2 separate regions of the Homo sapiens genome follow, and region 1 is linked to region 2. Evidence: read pairs that join two places in POLR2A ChIA-PET (ENCODE). Cell type or tissue: GM12878. All regions are shown on one strand. Each heading gives the region's core, and the rest is flanking DNA. Links, peaks and the distances in the headings are about the cores only.

What was found. Peaks named below come from ENCODE experiments on the same cell type or tissue, not always from the same donor. Only the 100,000 strongest peaks of a DNase experiment are listed, where the experiment ranks them.
Region 1: POLR2A ChIA-PET joins it to region 2 with 6 read pairs; 1 of 35 experiments calls an interaction of 5 or more read pairs at or near these places.

What each region holds. Positions count from the first base shown.
Region 1 is chr19:48,882,310-48,887,662 of GRCh38, reverse strand. TULP2 (TUB like protein 2) reads left to right here. Exons shown (of 13, transcript NM_003323.3): 9 at 2,103-2,215; 10 at 3,617-3,731; 11 at 3,811-3,909. Among named protein-coding and RNA genes, the nearest start is that of PPP1R15A, 13 kb to the right of the region's middle. RefSeq lists an enhancer at 1-105. In GM12878, for the core only: no CTCF peak of the experiment used is centred there; no DNase peak of the experiment used is centred there; H3K4me3 peaks cover 812 bases; H3K27ac peaks cover 1,642 bases.
Region 2 is chr19:49,412,276-49,417,628 of GRCh38, reverse strand. KASH5 (KASH domain containing 5) reads right to left here. Exons shown (of 20, transcript NM_144688.5): 16 at 4,603-4,661; 17 at 2,633-2,678; 18 at 550-614; 19 at 363-470; 20 at 1-260. The coding sequence ends at 119. LOC124904740 (a long non-coding RNA gene) reads left to right here and starts at 1,471. Exons shown (of 2, transcript XR_007067289.1): 1 at 1,471-1,955; 2 at 4,525-4,677. RefSeq lists enhancers at 1,695-2,248, 2,249-2,803. In GM12878, for the core only: no CTCF peak of the experiment used is centred there; a DNase peak (open chromatin) is centred at 2,438.

The sequences.
Region 1 (5,353 bases), core at 399-4,398, 530 kb after region 2:
TCGCTTGAACCTGGGAAGCGGAGGTTGCAGTGAGCCGAGATTGCATCACTGCACTCCAGCCTAGGCGACAGAGGAAGACTCCATCTCAAAAAACAAAAAACCAACCAACAAACACAAAAAAGACCAGCCTGAACAACATGGCAAAACCCCGTCTTTACAAAAAATACAAAATTGGTTGGGCATGGTGGTATGTGCCTGTAGTCCAAGCTACTCGGGAGGCTGAGGTGAGAGGATTGCTTGAGCCTGGGAGTTCAAGGCTGCAGTGAGATGTGATCACGCTACTGCACTCCAGCCTGGGCGACAGAGTTAGACTCTGCATAAAAAAAAAAAAAAAAAAAAAAAAAAAAAAAAGGGCTGGGCGCGGTGGCTCACACTTGTAATCCTAGCACTTTGGGAGGCCGAGGCGTGCAGATCACAAGGTCAGGAGTTCGAGACCAGCCTGGCCAACAAGGCGAAACATCGTCTCTACTAAAAAATACAAAAGTTAGCCAGGCGTGGTTGTGGGCGCCTGTAATCCCAGCTACTCAGGAGGCTGAGGCAGGAGAATGCTTGAAACTCGAAGGCGGAGGTTGCAATGAGCTGAGATCTCACACCACTGCACTCCAGCCTGGGTGAAAGAGCGAAACTCCATCTCAAAAAAAAAAAAAAAAGGCCGGGCACGGTGGTTCACGCTTGTAATCTCAGCATTTTGGAGGCCAAGGCAGGTGGATCATTTGAGCTGACAAGTTCCAGATCAGCTTGGGCAGCAAGGTGGAACCCTGTCTCTACAAAAAAAAAAAAAAAATTAGCCAGGCCTGGTGGTGCCCACCTGTAGTCCCAGCTACTTGGGAGGCTGAGGCTGAGGGAAAATGGCTTGAGTCCAGGAGGTGGAGATCTTGTGTCAAAAAAAAAAAAATAGTCTGGACCCTCCCTCACTGAGCCTTTCTTGCTATAAGCTATCAGGCCTCACTCAATCCTGAGATAAATCCTGCCCCCAGCAACCAGGTCCCTCCCCTGGTTTGTCTTTCCAGATCCAAGCCCCACTTCTCTCAATCTAGTCTTTCTGGCCTTTACCCTGCAAGTATGGTCTCCTCTCCTCGGGGTATCCTCTCTCCCCCTAGAAAGAGGTTTTTTGCCCTACTCAGAGCCAACCAAACCCATTTTTCTTGGTGAAACGCCTACCAAAGTCCTGCTGCAATATTGCAAGTGAGGGTGCTCCCCATTCTCCAAAGCCAGACCCTTCCTGGGCTAAGCTTCAACTCTGGACCCATAGGCAGAAGGAATGAGGAGGAGATATTAAGATAGGAAGCTTCCATTCAGGACCCAGCTGATGGCTTCCCTCAGTGAGAACCACATTTCCCAGTAAGTCTTTTTTTTTTTTTTTTGAGACGTAGTCTTGCTCTGTCGCCCAGTGCAGTGGCGCGATCTCGGCTCACTGCAAGCTCCGCCTCCCAGGTTCACGCTATTCTCCTGTCTCAGCCTTCTGAGTAGCTGGGACTACAGGCGCCCGCCACCACGCCTGGCTAATTTTTTGTATTTTTAGTAGAGACGGGGTTTCACCGTGTTAGCCAGGATGGTCTCAATCTCCTTACCTCGTGATCTGCCCGCCTGGGCCTCCCAAAGTGCTGGGATTACAGGCATGAGCCACTGTGCCCGGCCTCCCAGTAAGTCTTGAGAAGCTTGTTGTGCCATCACTGGCTCCTCTATCATGGGACATGACGTTTCCTTGTCTTTGGACCCCTGGCTCTAACCAGCTTCCAGAAGTCCATTTTTCTTTCATTATTTTTTATTTTTGTTTTGAGATGGAGTCTCAGTCTATTGCCCAGGCTGGAGTGCAGTGGTGCGATCTCAGCTCACTGCAACCTCTGCCCCCTGGGTTCAAGCAATTCTCCTGCCTTAGCCTCCCTACTAGCTGGGACTATAGGCACGCACTACCACGCCTGGCTAATTTTTTTTATTTTTAGTAGAGACGGGGTTTCACCATGTTGGCCAGGCTGGTCTCGAACTCCTGTCCTCAAGTGATCTGCCCGCCGCAGCCTCCCAAAGTGCAGGGATTACAGGCATGAGCCACCACACCCAGCATCCAGAAGTCCATTCTAATGGACTGTTCCTCTCATCCATAGCGCTTCCTCCTGGCTGGGCGAAAGAGAAGAAGGAGCAAAACTTCTAATTACCTCATCTCCCTGGATCCTACACACCTATCTCGGGACGGGGACAATTTCGTGGGCAAAGTCAGGTGGGTAGAGCTCTGACATGTGGTGAGGAGCAGGTAGCAGGGAGCTTAGGGACAGGGGGACTCCATTTCCCAGCAGGCCACAGAGCATACCTTCCACCTGCTCAGGGACCAGAAGAACTGAAGGGTTTGGAACGTAGGCTGGCATTTAAGGCATTTGACTCCTTGACAGGCAAGGGACTGGGATTCCTAACTTTCTGTGGGAAAAGAGGCCTGGAATGTGTGAATTATTGCATCCAAAAAGGTAGAGGGAGTGGCGAGGTGGCTCACGCCTATAATCTCAGCACTTTGGGAGGCAGAGGCGGGAGGATCACTTGAGGTCAGGAGCTTGAGACCAGCCTGGCCAACATGGTGAAACCCCGTCTCTACCAAAAATACAAAAATTAGCCAGGCATAGTGGCGTGAACCTGTAATCCCAGCTACTTGGGAGGCTGATGCAGGAGAATCACTTGATCCCAGGAGGCAGAGGTCTTGGTAAGCTAAGATTGAGCCACTGCACTCCAGCTTGGGCAACAGAAAAAAAAAAAAAAAAAAAAAAAAAAGAGGGTTCCTAAAGGGCCCTTTAAATAAAATAGGGAGGCTACATAAAGTACATGGCTCACCCAAGAAATGAGGGGGCCTGGGACCATGGATGCTGGAAACATGGTTGTTTCATTTATTTAATTATTATTATTATTATTGAGACAGAGTTTCACTTTTGTTGCCCAGGCTGGAGTGCGATGGCGTAATCTCGGCTCACTACAACCTCCGCCTCCCAGGTTCAAGCAATTCTCCTGCCTCAGCCTCCTGAGTAGCTGGGATTACAGGCATGCACCACCACGCCTGGCTAATTTTGTATTTTTAGTAGAGACGGGGTTTCTCCATGTCTGTCAGGCTGGTCTTGAACTCCCAACCACAGATGATCCACCCGCCTTGGCCTCCCAAAGTGCTGGGATTACAGGTGTGAGCCACCGTACCCGGCCTCATTTATTTAATTATTTATTTTTATTTATTTATATATTTATTTAGAGACAGGGTTTCATTCTGTCACCCAGGCTGGAGTGCAGTGGCAAGATCACGGCTCATTGGAGGCTTGACCTCTGGGGCTCAGGTGATCCTCCCACCTCAGCCTCTTGAGAGCTGGGACCATAGACACAAACTGCCACGCCCAACTAATTTTTCTATTTTTTGTAGAGAAGGAGTTTTGCCATTTTGCCCAGGCTCAAGCTATCCTCCTGCCTCTGCCTCCTGAAGTGCTGGGATTACAGGTGTGAGCCCCTGTGCCCAGCCAGGAACATGATTCTTAGACATTCGGACATAGTCTTAGACATAGGGGATTGATGGGAAGAGTCGATGCGATGAGTGACACTTACTCAAAGAGTAACACTTAGTATTTTTATTCTATCCATTCCCTTCCTGGAGCAGATCCAATGTCTTCAGCACCAAGTTCACCATCTTTGACAATGGGGTGAATCCTGACCGGGAGCATTTAACCAGGAATACTGCCCGGATCAGACAGGAGCTGGGGGCTGTGTGTTATGTGAGTGTCCTGGGGATGAGAGAATGGGGTAGGATAGTCAGAAGAAGGAACCAGGCCAACTGGAATGTAATACCCCCAGGAGCCCAACGTCTTAGGATACCTGGGGCCTCGGAAAATGACTGTGATTCTCCCAGGAACCAACAGCCAGAACCAGCGAATCAATGTCCAGCCACTAAATGTGAGTCCCTGACATCAGGAATCTCTGGGTCAATGGAGAAGGGGCTGGGGCCGGTCCTCCTAGATCCCAGAGGAGGAAGAAGAAGAGGAGGAAGAGGAGGCCAGTGGGTTGCAGGTGTCACATGAAGCCTGAAGGACTTTGTTAGCCTTCCATGTCTCAGGGAGTAAAAGACTAGAGACTCAAAACATTTGCATCTGGAGAAAAAAGGTTTGATGGTAGGTTAACAAACTTACCAAAAAGGGGTCTGATCCAGACTCCAAGAGAGGGTTCTTGGATCTCAGGCAAGAAAGAATTTGGGGCCAGTCCGTAGAGTCAAGTGAAAGCAAGTTTATTAGAGAAGAAATAAAAGAATGGCTACTCCATAGGCAAAGCAGCCTTGAGGCCAGCTGGTTGGCTATTTTTATGGTTATTTCTTGATTATATGCTAAACGAGGTGGATTATTCATTAATTTTCTGGGAAAGGGGTGGGCAATTCCCAGAACTGAGGGTTCCTGCTTCTTTTAGACTCTCTCTTTCTTTCTTTTTTTTTTTTTTTGAGACAGAGTCTTGCTCTGTCGCCCAGGCTGGAGTGCAGTGGCGCGATCTCGGCTCACTGCAAGCTCGACCTCCCCGGCTCACGCCATTCTCCTGCCTCAGCCTCCTGAGTAGCTGGGACTACAGGCGCCCGCTACCATGCCCGTCTAATTTTTTATATTTTTAGTAGAGCCGGGGTTTCACTGTGTTAGTCAGGATGGTCTCGATCTCCTGACCTCGTGATTCACCCGCCTCGGCCTCCCAAAGTGCTGGGATTACAGGCGTGAGCCACCGTGCCCGGCAGTAACCTCTCTTACAAGCAAAATTTATTCAAAGACCTGTGCTAACATTCTTAAATATCTGTTAGCCATAATAAAGAAATCAGTGTACTTTACGTTTTTAGCTCCCACAATTTACCCTAAATATTTGCCCTGGCATGCTTGTACCGGTCCAAGCAAGCATTAGGTCATAGCCTGTTCCTCTTCCTTATTTGAAGGTGTTTTTACCTTTCTCAACATTCCACAAGTTACTTCCTCCTTACTTTGTATTCTTCTGCTTTTCCCTCTTTTAAAAAGTTCTAAGTTGCTAGCCAATTGGGACAAATACAGAACGTGAGGTCCCGTTCCAGCCAATGGAAACCCTACACGGCAGTAGGGTGGATGCGCCAGGTTATAAATGACCCTGTCTCCTTTGTTCAGTGTACTCTCATGGCAAAACTCCTGGTGAGTGTACCCTTTCTGCAGAAAGTTAAAAAATGGCCTTGCTGAGGAAATTAAATTTATGCTCAAGTGCTATTTCTTTACTGCACCGGGGAACAAGCATTTCTAACATTGTGATACCAGTCCTGTCAAACTCCTGTCTCATCCTGTGACTAAGAATGCCTAACCTCCTGGGAACGCAGCCCAGCAGGTCTCATCCTCATTTTACCCAG
Region 2 (5,353 bases), core at 746-4,745:
CCTGTACTCTATCTAGGGTAAGCCTGCGCAACAGTGGACTAACAATGGGGATCCCAGTGGAGAGAGGGCCAGGGGATTTATTGAGCTAGACACTGCTCTGAGGGGCAAGTAGAGCCTCTCACACTGGAGGGGGCTGGAGGTAGCAGAGCTGGAGGTGGGGCCAGGTGGGAGGTGGGGACGGGCCAAGCAGCAGGACAGAGAGCAGCAGCAGCAGCAGCAGGCCCAGGACAGGAGCTGGGATCAGTGGATGTCGAGTGACTCTGGTGGGGAGGTGGGAGAGCATTTAGGGCAGGGTCTGGGCAGCCCCTGCTCTTCCCAATGTCAGACCACCTCCTTCCTTCTGGAGACGCCTGGGGGCACACCTGAGCCGCTGTGGGGGCAGGCAGAGCTGGCCCCAGGCCCTCCTCCTGACTGGGACCAGCTTTTTCATCACAGGCACCAGGGCTTGCTGGAGTTCCCGCCGCGCAGGTCTGCTGGGGTGAAGGAGGGAATCACCACTGGGTTTTTCCTTGCCCCAGTGTCCCTCCTGGACCCTGTGGGTCCTATTACCTCTCTGGAGGGTTTTCTGGGATGTCTCCAGGGCGAGGGGCTCCTAGAGGGACAGGGAGATCAGCCTGCAAGGACAGAAGAGATGCGTTGGAGGCACCGGGTTCTGGACTGAGAGGTGCTCAGGTCAGCCCACTGGACACAAGTGGCCACATAGAAAGTGGTGGAGCTCAGGAGATAAGTGAGTGCACTTCTGCTGCCAGGTCGGGTTCCCATTTCTGCCAGCTTCTGGCTGAGGGTCCTTGGCATGTCACCACACCTCTCCGTGCCGCTCTTTCCCCATCTGCTGGCCAGGGATGTCCCCACCTCATAGGGTTAACATGGAGACTAAATGAGTGAATGTAGGAAAAAAAAGGCGGGGGCAATAGCTTGGACAGCGCCTGGTACATAGTGAGTGCTCAATGTCTGTGTGAGCTATTCAATATCATCACCTCCGTTTTCCATTGGATTCTGGAAGTATCTAAGCTCTCTGAGGGCAGAGACCACATCTTCTACAGGTGCCCACCCCTGTGCTGGGCCTCATGAAGAATCCTGTCTTCCTGCCTATGCCAGAATCGGCAGGCGCTTTACTAATTAAAAACATGCCATTACAGGCCAGGTGCAGTGGCTCATGCCTGTAATCCCGGCACTTTGGGAGGCTGAAGCGGGCGGATCACAAGGTCAGGACATGGAGACCAACCTGGCCAACATGGCGAAACTCCGTCTCTACTAAAAATACAAAAATTAGCCGGGCATGGTAGCACGTGCCTGTAATCCCAGCTACTTGGGAGGCTGAGGCAGGAGAATGGTGTGAACCTGGGAGGTGGAGCTTGCAGTGAGCCGAGATCGCACCACTGCACTCCAGCCTGGCGACAGAGCAAGACTCCATCTCAAAACAAAAACCAAAAACAAAACACCATGCCATTATAAATGGTATAATTACAAATTTATTTTTCTAATTGCTCATGGTTGCTATACTGAAATATGATTTTTTATTTTGATCTTTCACCCAGCAACCACACTAAATTCACTGATTAATTCCAACACTTCATCTGAGGATTCAAAGATCAAAGCCCCAGCTGTTCCTCCAGGGCCAGGCCCCACCCACTGCACCGCCTCATCCCCCATGTCTCCCCGGAAGGGCCTCCCCTCTATGGGTCTTTGGCTTTCCTACCCCCATACCTTTTTAACACAGATGAGGATGATGAATGACAATGATAATGGCAGTAAATAAAAACAGAACACCAATCACAATCAATATCTTCACCTCTACCACCTGCTGTGCCAGGCAGGGACCCAGGCCCTTTATGACATAGTCCTTAACCCTCCTCCCCACCCTGGGAGCAAGGAAGAGATTATGCCCATGTGAGCTGTGAGGAAGCTGAGGTGGAGCCCCAGTCTCTGCAAGGGAGTGTAGTATGTTGAAGGAGGTGGGCTTCGGGGCCAGGGTGCTGGGAGCTGAGTGTCCTGGAGGCAGCCATCTTGGCCGGTTTGGACCCTGAAGAGCCCCAGGGGCCCTGACAGTGCCTGACCCACAACAGGCAGACTCCAGCCCAGCTCCTGCATTCCTCAGCTCACAACTGAGGGCTCCTCACCTCTCCTTACCAAGTTTCTTTCCCCGTCCTTGCCTGAGAATGGAAATCTTAACCCCCACCGGGCACTGGGCTCTGAGGAGCAGAGGAACTGGCCTGTGTGGCTGCAGGCAGGGGGGCTGCGGGCACTACGCCCCCAGGGAGTTCTGAGGCTGGCTGGGGAGGGCCGGCCCAACCTCTCCCGAGTGTGGGCGCATGTGCGTGTGCATTTATGCAATCCGGGGGTGTAGCCACGTCTATGAGGCCTGCGGTGTGGTGGCTGCAGCCCTGTGTGTGTGGCTGGGAGGGTCCCCTGGGAGCAGCCTGGCCGCCCACTAGCCTCCAGGCCTCCCCCCACCTCACCATCGCTCTCATTAGCTACAGCAAAGGCCTTGTTATCTCTTGGCCAAATGATTTTTCTCTCTGCTCCTGAGGAGTTGGAGTGTGAGGCTGGGGCTTGGGAAGAGTTGAAACGACTCAGCCTCTGTGGGTGTGGAGTGGATGGGGACTGGGGAGGGGTGCTGGGGACTGCCTACCGTGACCTGGCTCTCTGCATCCTCCTCTTCCTCTCTTCTGGTCAACCTGAGGGCCAACAAAGTCACTGCTGGCTTCGTCCTCTTCTCCCTGGTTCCCTTTGCCTACTATGGGCTGGGAGAGAAGCCTTGGAGCAGGGGGTCTTAGCACAGGCCAGGCAGCACGGACGGGCCTGGGGGAGGCCAGGCAGCACGGACGGGCCTGGGGGAGGCCAGGCAGCACGGACGGGCCTGGGGGAGGCCAGGCAGCACGGACGGGCCTGGGGGAGGCCAGGCAGCACGGACGGGCCTGGGGGAGGCCAGGCAGCACGGACGGGCCTGGGGGGTGTCCTGCATATGTATTTTTCACAGGAATTTTCACCAAATTACCCAAAGGGTCTGTGAACCACTAAAAGAATAAGGGGGCCTCTTCATCTCAGATTGGTTTTCTCAGCCACTACTTCCCCAGCAGATCCCCCAGCTGGGAACTGAGGCTTCTGGCTCTCTCACCCTCCAAAATACCAGAGATTCAGGCCTCTGTAAGACCCCAGAGCACGTGTCGAAACCCCCTTCCTGTCTAGTGGGTTGAGCCATTTTTCAATGACTGTCACTGGGTGCTCTCTGAGGACTGGGACTCCAACTCAGACCTCCCAGCCCACAGAACTCAACTGTTGGAGCTCTTCCCCATGCCGAATCCTCTTAGGTGCAAGACCCTCTTCCAGGAGGACTGGAAGAGCCCTGAGGGGTTAGCATGCCCCTCATTCATTCCCATCTTCCGGGAGTAGACCCTGGGCCTGTAGGCCAGGAGATGAGACCTGACCCTTCCCTCAGCGAGTCTCGGTCTAGGAGGAGATCTGGCTCCTGACCCTGCCTCGGCGGGAGGCTCCTAGGGAGGCCCCTCCTAGGGTCACAGCCATCTGAGTCCCTGAAATGCTGCTTTGGGGACTCAGGCCTCAAGCTGCCCAGCCTGAATGCCCCTTAGAGACCCAGCCATCCATACCACCAGCCACTGCCTTCACTGGGGACCAGAGATCCAGCCCTGCAGTTGCCACCACCACCAGCTTCAGACCCAAAACCCTCAGAGATACCCTCAGGAATACAGCTGTGCTCCCACGCGATAAAGGATCCAGGCTCTTAGGCCCCAGTCAGACATACACTATCTGATCCCCTGAAACTTCTACTTGGGACCCAACCCCTCTCAAGGTCCAAGCCCTCACAGCTGGCTACATTTAGGAGCCGTTGTATTCACCACCTTCCTCACTCCCAGCTTTCCAACCTGCGGATCAAACTGCCCCTGACCTCTGGAAACTCGCATGGCACCTGCCTCCCCCACTTCCACTACTGCTCAGCCCCTTCTCCCCTCCTTTCTCTGGTGACGCAGAGGGAGGTCATAGCTCCAGAGCTCCCATCCCGCCCAATCTCAGCTCTTCCCAGACAAGTCCAATTAGAGGCCTTGGCAGGCAGCCTCATTAGTAGCCGCAGCTGGGAGCCTGAAAGAGGGGAGGGGGAGAGGGAAGCAACACAGGAAACCAGAGGCCCGAAGGCCAGGGCCCCGGAGGAGGGTGGGCCCAGTCATCTAGTGCGTTCTCCATCCTCAGAGGCCTGGACACAGCCTCCTAACAATCACATCCCAATCACAGGGCTGGGACTTCACGGCATACAACCAAATGCTTACACCAGCCTGACTGCAAAGTACCTGAGCTGGAATCTGAATCCACGCTGATTCCAGAGGCCCCCCCTCACCCCATTCAGGCATGGCAGCCTCGCTGGGAGCCCTCCCCCAAGGCAGGGTCAGGAACCAGATCTCCTCCTAGACCTGAGGGCAGGGCCAGGCCTCATCTCCTGGCCTACAGGCCCAGGTTCTGCTCCCGGAAGACATGAAGAAGGAGTGAATGAATGAATGCCGATCCCCTCAGGGCACATCCAGTCCTCCTACTGTAAACAGCTGTGAATAAGGTGTCACCCTGAGGCAGACGGATGGCTCAGCTCCTTACCACATGGATGGCTCCTTCCTTCCTTCTTCAGGGTGCGCTGGCTCTCCCTGGAAGTTTCTCTGTGGAAACAAAAAGGTTAGTTCTTCTCTGATTCTTCTCACTCAAAGCTCCAACCCTAACAGTGCCCACTGTCTCCCCCGCCGGTCCCAGACCCCATATACAAAAGGTCTTCCAGGCTGCAACCTACACATGAATTCACCACCTTCTACAACCTGCCCTCCTCTCGTGCTGCCCTACATGAGGATGGCCCTATTAGCCCCCTAAGGGCAGAAGCCAAAAACCAAAGGGTTGTTCTCGATGCCACCAAGCCCCCTTCCCTGACAGGACCCAGGAGTCCCGGTTGCCTAAACTTCCTGGATGTTCCACAGATCTCGTACACTTATCTGGGTCCCAGAGGAGATCAGCATTTCCCTGTCCAACCGCCTTCTCATCCCAGGTTCCCAGACTTGGGCTGGATCTATCTGCTCTCCCTCAGGACCCAAGTACCTCTCGGTTTCTCCAGAGACATATTGGCATTGCCCTTGACCTCAGCAACCAACTTGCCATTGTTTTCTAAACGCAATCCTCGAGCTCCAGGATGGTGCACCCAACTCTTCCAGGCAGCCCCCAGACATCCCTCAAGATTTCACCTCACAAGGTCACAAGTTCCAAGTCTTGCCTCCTTTCCTCCCTCCCCATCACCCACATCCCGTCTGACCCCTGCTCTGTCCCTCCACCCCAATTATGTCTGTCTGTCCCTTTTCCTCCATCC